Regions from separate parts of the Homo sapiens genome. Here regions 1, 2 and 3 are each linked to region 4. The links are chromatin loops, found by intact Hi-C in ENCODE. Cell type or tissue: heart left ventricle. All regions are shown on one strand.

Region 1 (2,500 bases), 160 kb after region 4:
GATTAATGTACATAATTACTGTTATGTATTAATAAGCAGTTGCTTTATTGATAACTCAGCAATTGTTTAACTGAATTATTAAATTAATGAAATTATTTCCTATAAGAAGGATTATGTTACTATTTCTATGACTGAATTCGTGACTTATTGAAGGTTAACAGAGGATTAGAAGGAATCAAAAATTTAAAACGTTCCTCATGGACAATGTTGGAACAGCTTCATTTCCACGTTGAAGTGAATACTCCAATGTGCACGCGTACAGACACATCCAAAGTTCCAAAAATTTCAGTCATCTCTCAAGACTTATATATATTCAAACTTAGGAGTCTTAAAACTATCATAGAACATGCATAGGAAATAAATATGAATTTTCTGTTGTTATTAACAATGACTCATTGTGAAAAGCCAAAAGAATTTTTTTTCAAATTTAATTTAATCATACATAACGCCTTATTACCTTACCTTGACAAACAGTAAATGCAAAAATATAAACCCAAGGGGCATGTTTATCAAATGCAGAACCACAGGTCACCCACCAGGCTGGTGTGAAGAAATGACATTTTCAAAACGCGTTGCATTTAGACAATTGTAGGATACGTCACAGCATCAAGTACAACTGAAAAACAAACAAAGAAAACAGCCTCTCTCTCCTGCACATTCCTTTGGAAAAAGAGTGCTTTGAAAAAGGCAGCCGGAGTAAGTAAGATGAAATCCTTTATATGGCCTACCTGTTAATATCCTAATATCTACGTTTTTTATCAATTTTGTTTTAATTACATATGCAATGACAATTCCGCTTCCACACAGAAATACTCTTATTTCCAATACTCCAAACAATAACCAAGCTGGTTTCTTCTCTCCACTACTCCACCTTGATTCCTTCCTATTTTTCATTGTGACACACACCAAAGACCGTTAATATCCTTTCTACAAATTGACTTCTAGTTACATTTCTCTTCAGTTAATAGCTTGGAGTAGGCAGGCATGAGACCATAAAAATATAATCTTTAATCTTAAGGACTTCCTGTCCAGGAAGGCTCAGGGCAGACCAAATGGCACCAAGTGAGCAGCGTGACCTGCCGTGCTCCCGGCGTGAATAAACAACCCTGATTAAGAGTTACATTCTGCTAAGGGATATTCTCAATGTTTCTGCGACAGAAACAGCCATCTTGCCTACACTGAAATTTCAGTTTGTTTCCCCTGGAATAAAATAAAGCTTGTTCACAGGGTGAATGCACCAGAGTGTTGAATTTCCTTTCCTGGGTTAGAGAAACACAATAATTCTGTTATGGTCCTTCCCACTTGCACCTAGAAATGACCAAAAAAAAAAAAAAAAAAAAAAAAAAAAAGAAGAAAAGAAAAGAAAAAAAGAAGGGGAGGTGCAAAGCAGTTTGACTTAGACCCAGCTGTTAGTTTTTCTTGCAGCTCCAGTGTCCTGAACAATCGCCTGGTTGAATCCCCTTTGCTTTTTAAAGCTCTTACAATGTCCCTCTGTGTCACAATGGAAGCCACTCAGCCTCAGCCACAGCTGATGAGCTCCTGCATCTTATCATACGTTTTGAAATCACGCCAATCTAGGACTTCCCACTTTCTTCAGCTTCTCACTCTGGATTCTCTCCTTTGCCCATGAGAAACACATACTCTTCTGAAAACAATGGGCTGTAAAATGAGAAAAGTTAAGAATCAGCATCAATTTCTCATAAATCTAATTTCCATTTTCCCACCAGTCTGAGTTCTGGGTACAAACTCTCACACACACATCCTGTGGGAAATGCTTGTTCATGTCCGTAGAACTAACCTAACACTCAGTTGGTTTTTTCTCCTTGGTGGAAAGAAATACGATAATTCAGCGGAAGAATTGCCCAAGGAGGTTGTTAGAAATGAGTAGATTTATTATAATTTCTTTTTTTGTCCTGACTGGGTGCGGGAAGGCAGATATACGTATCTATAGAAAATGCATATGAATATTTTTCCTTTTTTTGAATATTTTTTTCATGTTAACTTGCAGTAGCCTGGGAAGAACGTATTAAAACTATATTTTTACCATTCTGCAGAAAGATATAGTAAAGACATTTAAAAGAAAGCATGATAATATGAAATAGTTGTTCATGAGAGATCATCTGAAAGTATTTTACTCATTTTGATACAGCAGAGAAAAATAAGATTTTATAGATACTGATAAAAACATCATATAAATATTGAAGGGAAAGTATTCTAATCTGTTAACTAAAAACAGCCTAGAAAGAAGTTGCTGTCATTGGAGGATCAGATTCAGTATGAACCCCTTATTTTAGACTTCTTAGTCTCAAAGTCACGTTAAGGAGACATTTTACTCATCATAGTAGTATATGCTATTTCTATTAGTTTGAACATTTTTCCTTACTTTTATGATGAAAAAATAAATGGGTAATGCTGAAATCTAAGAAATAAAAATATCTTCTTTTAAAATGTGATTCCTTTAATATTTCTGTCTTCCCATCTTTTCAAGTCATATGGTATG
Region 2 (2,500 bases), 210 kb after region 4:
ATTCTAATGATTATAAGACAGGTTATGGCTCCAGGTGCTGATTGTGAATACAAACAATAATGATACTATGCTGTATTTTAAAATATATAATAATGGCATTATCCAGTAAAACCACTATCACACTACTGCCTGTATAATGGGAAACAACCACCAGCTTAACTGTGGGGACATTTTAGGATTATAGGGCTAATCTTTATTTAATAAACTCAAAGAAAAAAAGTCCTAGCAAATATCTGCTTGTGATGGTAGAGTTTCCCGGCTCTTTCTTGGTTAGACATTAAAGCTATTAAAGGACTTCTAAAAACAGTGAGGGTTTTTGTTTCTCAAGTATGCTCTTCTATTATTAAAGTTTATCTGAACAAAGATTTTCTTTGGGGAAATCTATGCCAGAGTGTCTTTCCCGAGGATGCAACACATGGAAAGGTGTAAAACAATTGTTTTGCCAAGGGGGAAAATACTCCTCACATTCACAGTGATGCACTTTGTTCTCATTATCATAAAATGCAATCATTGTCCATAAACTTTGAAAGAAGACATGGAGAGAATGTTTCCATCATTAAGGAAAAATTACTCATCTTCTTCTCCAAGAAGCTGCCAGGCCTGGCAGAGGGGTGCACGCTCAGAGGATGTTGCCGTTTGATCAAAGGCCAGCAGCCGTGGTCCAGGGCCTCCTCCAACAGGAGGGGTCAGCGGTGTCCCTCAGAAGGAAGCTGAGTGGTTCCGGTTCTACCTAGGCATCCCTCGGACCATCACCAGTTTGGGCTCTTTCACATTTAACCTCTGCTTCCTTAGTTGCCTTCTTTGTGACGCTGTTTTTATTCCATTTGACAACAGCTGCAGAGAATTCCTGTTTAAATTTCATGCCCTACTTTGCATGTTCTTCTCACCTCCTTCTGCCAAAAAACTGTATCCCTTTGTTTTTGTGGAGGGTGGAATTAACCAACCTAAAAGATTCCTCTCGGATGGAGAGCCAAACGCATCTCCTCTGTAGCACCCTCAGCAAGAGATGGGGGTGAATCAAAGCGTGCTTCACATTTTCAAGGAAAATGCCTACTTGAATCAGAGTTTTTTGATGACTTTAATTTTCCCCTTTGAGCCTCCAGTGGAATCGTAATTCCCTTTATGTGGAGGAAAGTGCATTGGCTCTGCTAACCAAAATACTCCAAAGCTGCCGGGTGAAGGGCAGAGGACAGCTTGGCAGTCAGACGCTTATGTAAAGGACTGAGTTTAACGGCAGCGTGCATTGGACACTCATGACTCCATGCCAACGAGCAAAACGGCTCCATATAGAAACTTGTTATGATATTAAACCAAAACATCCTGGCCCATTAGTCCTCAAGGCATTTTTTGTTGTCTTTTCTTAGCTTAGTGAATAATGTCTCCAAGTGTGGTACAGTGCTAAATGAAATCTAGTTAAATTAAAAGAAATAAATAAAACTGGAGCTGATAAGCCCAAGCTTGTAGCATACCCTGTGACTTCCACATAATCTAATAATTGCATTAGTTAACCTTTTTTTATCACTTTGATGAATATTACATTAACTTAAAAGATTTAGAGGCCAACCGGTTATCATTTTTAAAAGACGAAAGAAAACAATCATCTCCATCATTTTCCATTTTACAAAAATTAATGCTACTTTTTATACAAAAATAAATACTTAAAAAATTAGATATCACTGGATTCATCACTAAAATCTGGAAATGCCTTCTCCTCTGTATATAGCAGGTGATAAGAAATTCTTGTTACTTTCTGTGTTTTACATTCTCTATTCTTACCAGGTGTGGGAATTTAGTTACCTGACCTGGAAGATGATCTCTAAATTTGCATATTCCAAAGCCTTATCTATTCAAGACAAATTACTTGACTCACTGTGTTATTTGGTTCAAAGTATTGCTGTCACTATGATTGCTTATGGCCATGTCCAGAAGGCAAAGGAAAATGGAGCAGCATCCTGCAGATGACTGAGGCCAACCTAATGCCCTATGCTCCCCAAAAGACAGGACAGAGAAAGATTATTTGGAGGCAGTGAATAAATTGCCTCAGTTCTCTGCTTTATTTTATAAGGGCAAAAGTGGCCTTTCTGGACATGACAGCTCTCGAGGAAAACTCAATGGTGGATATAAAGAATTTTCACTCAATTTTTTTCCTTTCTTGACCTTTATATCAAGCATAGCACAGGGAACATAGCAGAAAGAGTATAGCTTTGGGCTCTAGGGAACCTGGACTTGCATCTTGTCTCTGTAACCTACTAGCTATGAGACTTTGGGTAAATTATTATTTTTTTAAAAAATTTTATTTATTTATTTTTGAGACGGAGTCTTGCTCTGTCACCCAGGCTGGAGTGCAGTGGTGCCATCTCAGCTCACTGCAAGCTCCGCCTCTTGGGTTCACGCCATTCTCCTGCCTCAGCCTCCCTAGTAGCTGGGACTATAGGCACCCGCCACCACACCCGGCTAATTTTTTTGTGTTTTTAGTAGAGATGGGGTTTCACCGTGTTAG
Region 3 (2,500 bases), 220 kb after region 4:
TATTGAGGAGAGAGAAATGGAGAGATTCAAAGGTTAAAAATTCTGGTTTTCATCCTATAGTGTTTTGAATACCTATCAAATGAAATGTGTGAAGTTCTGTGGCAAAAGATGTCCAGATCTTTGGTGGGATAGTGTATTTTGGGAAACTAGAAAGTTGTATTTTAGGCAAATTATAAAAAAGCCATGCAAGAGTGTGCACTTGTACCTTCGCATGCGCCCTTTATTTTCTCTATATTTAAACCATTTCAAACATGGTAACTGCATGTTCATTTACAATAAACCAGCTGCATTTTTCTTCGGGATTAAAAAGAAACGAGTCAACATTGGATTTCTTTTTCTCAGCCCTGGTTTCACAATTCCCTCCTTCAATTCACGTACCTCTAATTGCTACCTACTTTTTCCTCTCTGCTGCCTTTTCTCCTCCCTGCTACTTTTCTCCTCTCTGCTGTCACATTCCCTTTCTTACAAGTTTAAAAAGTGGAGACTTCGGGGGAGACATGATGGAGGGAAATGACGCCCTCAGGAACTGAAACTAGAAGAAAAGCTTGCAGGTTGAAAAGTTGTGCTCCATAAGTTGCATCCACTTAAATTAAGTAAACTATAGGGTATTAGTACATATAGATGGTCTAATAATTATGCCTTATATACCTGTGTAGAACCTGTGTATGAGATTTTAAAACTGCTTGAAAATGGAATGTATATGGTATTTGTGATAACGCCGATGATATGCACCTATAAGGAATTTCCCACTAAATATGTAAGTAATTATTAAACACTTTACAATGACACTCAGTGACCAGCTAAAAAGAGATCTTCCAGTGATGTGGTAGATGATTTCAAACCAGACATTATTCCCATGTGAAATAGTATTACGTATTTACAGCCGCATCTGTCTGGTTTCACAGCTCATTAACTAGACAGTGCAAGAGGAGATTGCAGTCTTAGTGCTTGTTACATTTACTATCTAGGTCTCTAGAGTAGACACATACATCCCAGCACGAATAGTACACAGTGCGGATACCTTCAAACACCCTTATCCATCTCACATGCTGATAAATGCCTCCTCCCATCACCGAGTCCATTTACATTGTCTAGAGTCAGGGGGAGCAGAGAGCACACGAATACATGAGATGAAGCTGTTCCTTCAGAATGGGACCAAGAAGCGAAAAATGGGCTCAGCAGAGGCCGCTTTATCCCCCGTCAGAGGATACAGGCTGGTGAATATGGAATGTGCTAAGATGCATCTGGCGCAAGGTTTAATGCTGGCCAGGAGTGGGTGGGAAAATAAAGCTGATAATGATCCCGTCTAGATTTTAACGGAGAGATTAATCTTGCTTCTGATTGGAAACATGGAGTGTAGTTTTTTTTTTAGAAGGCTCTCCTGGGACATGAACTTAACGTGGCAAGGGTCAGCCACATGTGAATCATCTGCCCTCGGCTTTGGCACACACAAGCGCTTCTGCGTCGCTGGGAATCCCTGAGAAGGTGAAAGGAAATGACCTGGTGGGTGCAGCTTCTTAGGGCTGGGGTGGACAGTGCACTGCTTTTCTTTTCCCATCAGTGTCTAAATTTGTCTCCATTGTTTCTTTTTTTTTTTTTCTCTCGTACTAAAATGGGACTTTGGCCCAGTGAGGGGCAACAATGTCTTGACGGAGAACTCTGTCCGTGGACGACAGGGTCATCTACATTGTCTGAACTCCATGTGCAACAGAGATTACACCCAGAGAAAACAAAAGAACTACGCAACAGAAATGTCCACGGCCAGTAAACAAGAGAAACGTGACCTCTGTAGCCGGCGTCTTCCTGCAGTGGTTGGAGTTGGCGAAAAATAATTGCTCTACTCCCACCCTACCCCCATCATTAGCCCATCCCGCGGGAAAGAGAATCCAGGGAGCCAGGGTTTCCTAAGGCTCAAACTCCTTCTTGGGAGTGGGGTAAAGACTTACAGAAGCTACGTGAGCGGAAATTTAATCAGCACAGTCTCTTTGCACTAAAGGGTACTCAAGTGGTTTCCAAGTATTAACGTAACTTACAGTAGTTCTTCTATTATGACTGGGAGAAATCTGACTCAACATATAATACAGTGCAGTCCAGTATTTTAATTTAAATGGGATATTAGACCTAACTAAAGCAATGGTAGTACATAAGTCAGCGACCCAGATGATATATTTACTGCTGTTCCATATAGCAAATAACTTTTCATTCATTCAACAAACATTCTCCTATGCCAGGCTTTTAACTCAGCAGTGGACTTAAATCCTAGTATTAGATCTCTCAGCTCCTTTGCAAATATGAGCATTTATGGTTTTAAAAATCATATATCTCCACCAGGCATAGTGGCTCACACCTGTAATCTCAGCACTTTGGGAAACCAAGGAATGAGGATTACTTAAGGAAGGCCAGGAGATCGAGACCAGCCTGGGCAACATAGCAAGACTCTGGGCAACATAGCAAGACTCTCATCTATGCAAAAAAAAAAAAAAAAAAAAAAAATTGTTTT
Region 4 (2,500 bases):
AGGAAGTGATGTGACACCCCACTACACTGAAGTTTACTCAACCAGAACCCAACGAAGATGTGTGCAATCCAGCTATTTAATTTGAAGAACCGGAGGAAAAGCCACCTCAGTTCCTCCAAACCCCAAAATAATTATACTCAGCAAAACACAACTAACTCTAACAGAGACATCCCTTCAATAAACAATGATCCATCCATTTCCATGCCACAGTTGCCACCCTTTGAAAAAATGTTTTAAAGTTTGGGGTTTTTTAATAATAAAATTAATTAGAATTCACTGCTGAACCTCGGATTTGCAATAAAGTGTTTGACACAACAACTTCTTTCTCCTACTTACTAATAAAGGCAGAGCATTGTTCTGTAGTTGAAGCAGTAGGCTAAGGATTTTGAGACAATTAATTCCAATCCAGGCTTTGCAAGTGACTTTGACTTTAGCACAGTTCCTTTGACGATTACGCATTAATCTACTCTACAATTTAGGGACATTTAAGTTATTAGAAAACATAAAATGATCAGGTGATGGTTGCTTGTGAGCAATTTATGTAACCTAGTAATTTGGACGCTATAACTCAAGTATGTCTGGTAACATTCTGTTTGAACTTTAAAGATATTTCACTGCATTATTTGTTTTGCTCTTGGAGGTGGACTAAGATGGTTTCTTTGCATATCAAGGATTGCTGATAGAGCCTAATATTTTGGAAAGTAGTATGATTTAGTCTTTAATAAATATGCATTAACCAAAGAATTTCTAGTCTCATAAGAATAGTCTCAAAGCACATTAAAGCAGAAGGGATACCAGAGAGCCAAACTCTGATTTTACTCACAATAAAATTTTCACTCTTTTAGGAGGCTGTATAAAGGTTAAGAAATAATATCCTTCAGTCTGTTTATTATTTTAAGTTTGGTACTCTCCCTAGTTTTTTTTTTAAATTTAGATTCGCCCGGGAGGGAAAAAAGCCAAATCTACGGCTGTATTTAAATTAATCCGAGTTCACTGAACCACCCGCTCGAGCAGCTGGGAACGCGGCGCAGCGGCCAGTAGGGGGCAGTGCGTCCCAGCGCAACCCTCGCCGCCCGGCCCAGCCTCGGCTCCCCACCGGCTGAGGAATGAAGTTTCACCGTGAACCGATTCCTCACCAAAGAAACAAAAACTGGTGGCATCGAGACGCACGGGAGGACTTCAAGTCCTCCGGGGACACCCGCAGCTTCTGGGGATGCGCCCGAGGGAGCCCAGGCTGCATCCGCGGGGCTCCATTTTGTCTCCGAGCCAAAAAGCCGCCGACTTCTTCCTCTAGGGTTTTGCTTCCTGTAGGTTCGGTCCCAGCGCGCAGCAGAAACGTCAGGGGCGGCGCTCTCAGAAGCACGCGGGCCTCTCTCGGCGATGTGCGGGGCTGGGTGGCGCCGCCGATTCCCGCACGGAGCCCCCCTCAGGCGCCTCCGGCCCCGTCTTCGTCCCCTTCTCTGCGCCCCTGCGCTCTGTGCTCTGCCCTGCGCCCTGTCCCCGTTTCCGTCCCGGCCCTCTGCCCTGCGCCCTGTCCCCGTTCCCGTTCCCTTTCCCGTCCCCGCCTGGAGGCCTCGCCCAAGGTCTCCCCGGGCTGCGCCACGAACCTGCCCCGCGTCCCCGACCCCGGCCCCGGCCCCGGCCCCGGCCCCGGCCCCGGCCCCGGCCCCGGCCCCGCGCGTCCTCCTCCGCCCTTCGCCCGCTTCCTTCTACGGGCCTCGGCCACTGCATCTTCCTGTGTGCTGAGATTTCTAGAACATTCTGAGGGATGGGAAACGGGGAGGGTAGGAAAGCCCTGACCGCCCCCCCCCCCACCCCCCCGCAATCCAAGCGTTCCCAGGGAGTCCCTGGGGCCCTCTCGTCTTTCAATGAATTCACGAATTAAAACAGCGGCTCAGGCGACTCCTTCCGCACTCTGGGCCAGGTCTGCGGGGACCCCATGGCCGCTGCGGCCACTGTCTCCCGGTCCCCTCAAACCCCCTGGACCGGGACTTGAACCCAGCGCCGTGGCATCCACGGCCGCCTCTTTCAGCGCTGCCTCCCGCCCGCTCGCATTCAAGTCTCATTTCTTATTGTACACCGTTTTTTTTTTTTTTTTTTTTTAACATTTCCTTAAGAAAACAAAGCAAAAGACAAAGGCACAGGCTATTAAGTAATTACAAGAAAAGGGATGGCAGTGCTCGGGGCGCACCCAGCCCGCGGAGGCCTCCTGCGTTTTCCAGAACTCCAGGGGCACCTTCGCTTGGGTCAGACTTGGGTAATTTGAGTCATGAGTGGGCTCACTTTTTAAAATTCATTGTATTGTGGAAACAACAAACAAACAAACAACCATTGAATTTCTCAGCAGCTTCATCTCCCACTGAAAACGACATGAACTGTAAGTGCTTCACTTAAAAGTGTTTCCCTTCCCTCTCAAAAAACACAGCGCTTTTCCCCTTTCAATAAGGAATGTGAGTTTGCTGCATGGCATGTTGGTTTGTACTGAAAGACGAACTAGAGT

The links. Hi-C counts contacts between places; a loop is a spot of excess contacts. Peaks named below come from ENCODE experiments on the same cell type or tissue, not always from the same donor. Only the 100,000 strongest peaks of a DNase experiment are listed, where the experiment ranks them.
Region 1: a loop joins it to region 4, with 3 times the contacts of the local background. A loop is called at or near these places in 8 of 110 quality-filtered maps.
Region 2: a loop joins it to region 4, with 5 times the contacts of the local background. A loop is called at or near these places in 21 of 110 quality-filtered maps.
Region 3: it touches region 4 in a loop (14-fold over the local background); 22 of 110 quality-filtered maps call a loop at or near these places.

The regions. Positions count from the first base shown.
Region 1 is chr13:106,752,008-106,754,507 of GRCh38, reverse strand. It overlaps LOC107984627 (a long non-coding RNA gene), which reads right to left and starts at 1,045. Exons shown (of 4, transcript XR_001750002.1): 1 at 463-1,045. In heart left ventricle, no CTCF peak of the experiment used is centred here; a DNase peak (open chromatin) is centred at 1,074; H3K4me3 peaks cover 435 bases; H3K27ac peaks cover 1,804 bases.
Region 2 is chr13:106,711,209-106,713,708 of GRCh38, reverse strand. No RefSeq gene overlaps it. Among named protein-coding and RNA genes, the nearest start is that of LINC00443, 59 kb to the right of the region's middle. In heart left ventricle, no CTCF peak of the experiment used is centred here; no DNase peak of the experiment used is centred here; H3K27ac peaks cover 1,416 bases.
Region 3 is chr13:106,701,220-106,703,719 of GRCh38, reverse strand. No RefSeq gene overlaps it. Among named protein-coding and RNA genes, the nearest start is that of LINC00443, 49 kb to the right of the region's middle. In heart left ventricle, no CTCF peak of the experiment used is centred here; no DNase peak of the experiment used is centred here; H3K4me3 peaks cover 311 bases; H3K27ac peaks cover 1,798 bases.
Region 4 is chr13:106,916,761-106,919,260 of GRCh38, reverse strand. It overlaps LOC124903248 (translation initiation factor IF-2-like), which reads left to right and starts at 2,132. Exons shown (of 2, transcript XR_007063941.1): 1 at 2,132-2,377. RefSeq lists enhancers at 1,043-1,132, 1,223-1,302, 857-1,734 and a silencer at 1,483-1,542. In heart left ventricle, a CTCF peak has its summit at 1,038 (motif pointing right); DNase peaks (open chromatin) are centred at 1,060, 1,320 and 2,080; H3K4me3 peaks cover 2,500 bases; H3K27ac peaks cover 2,500 bases.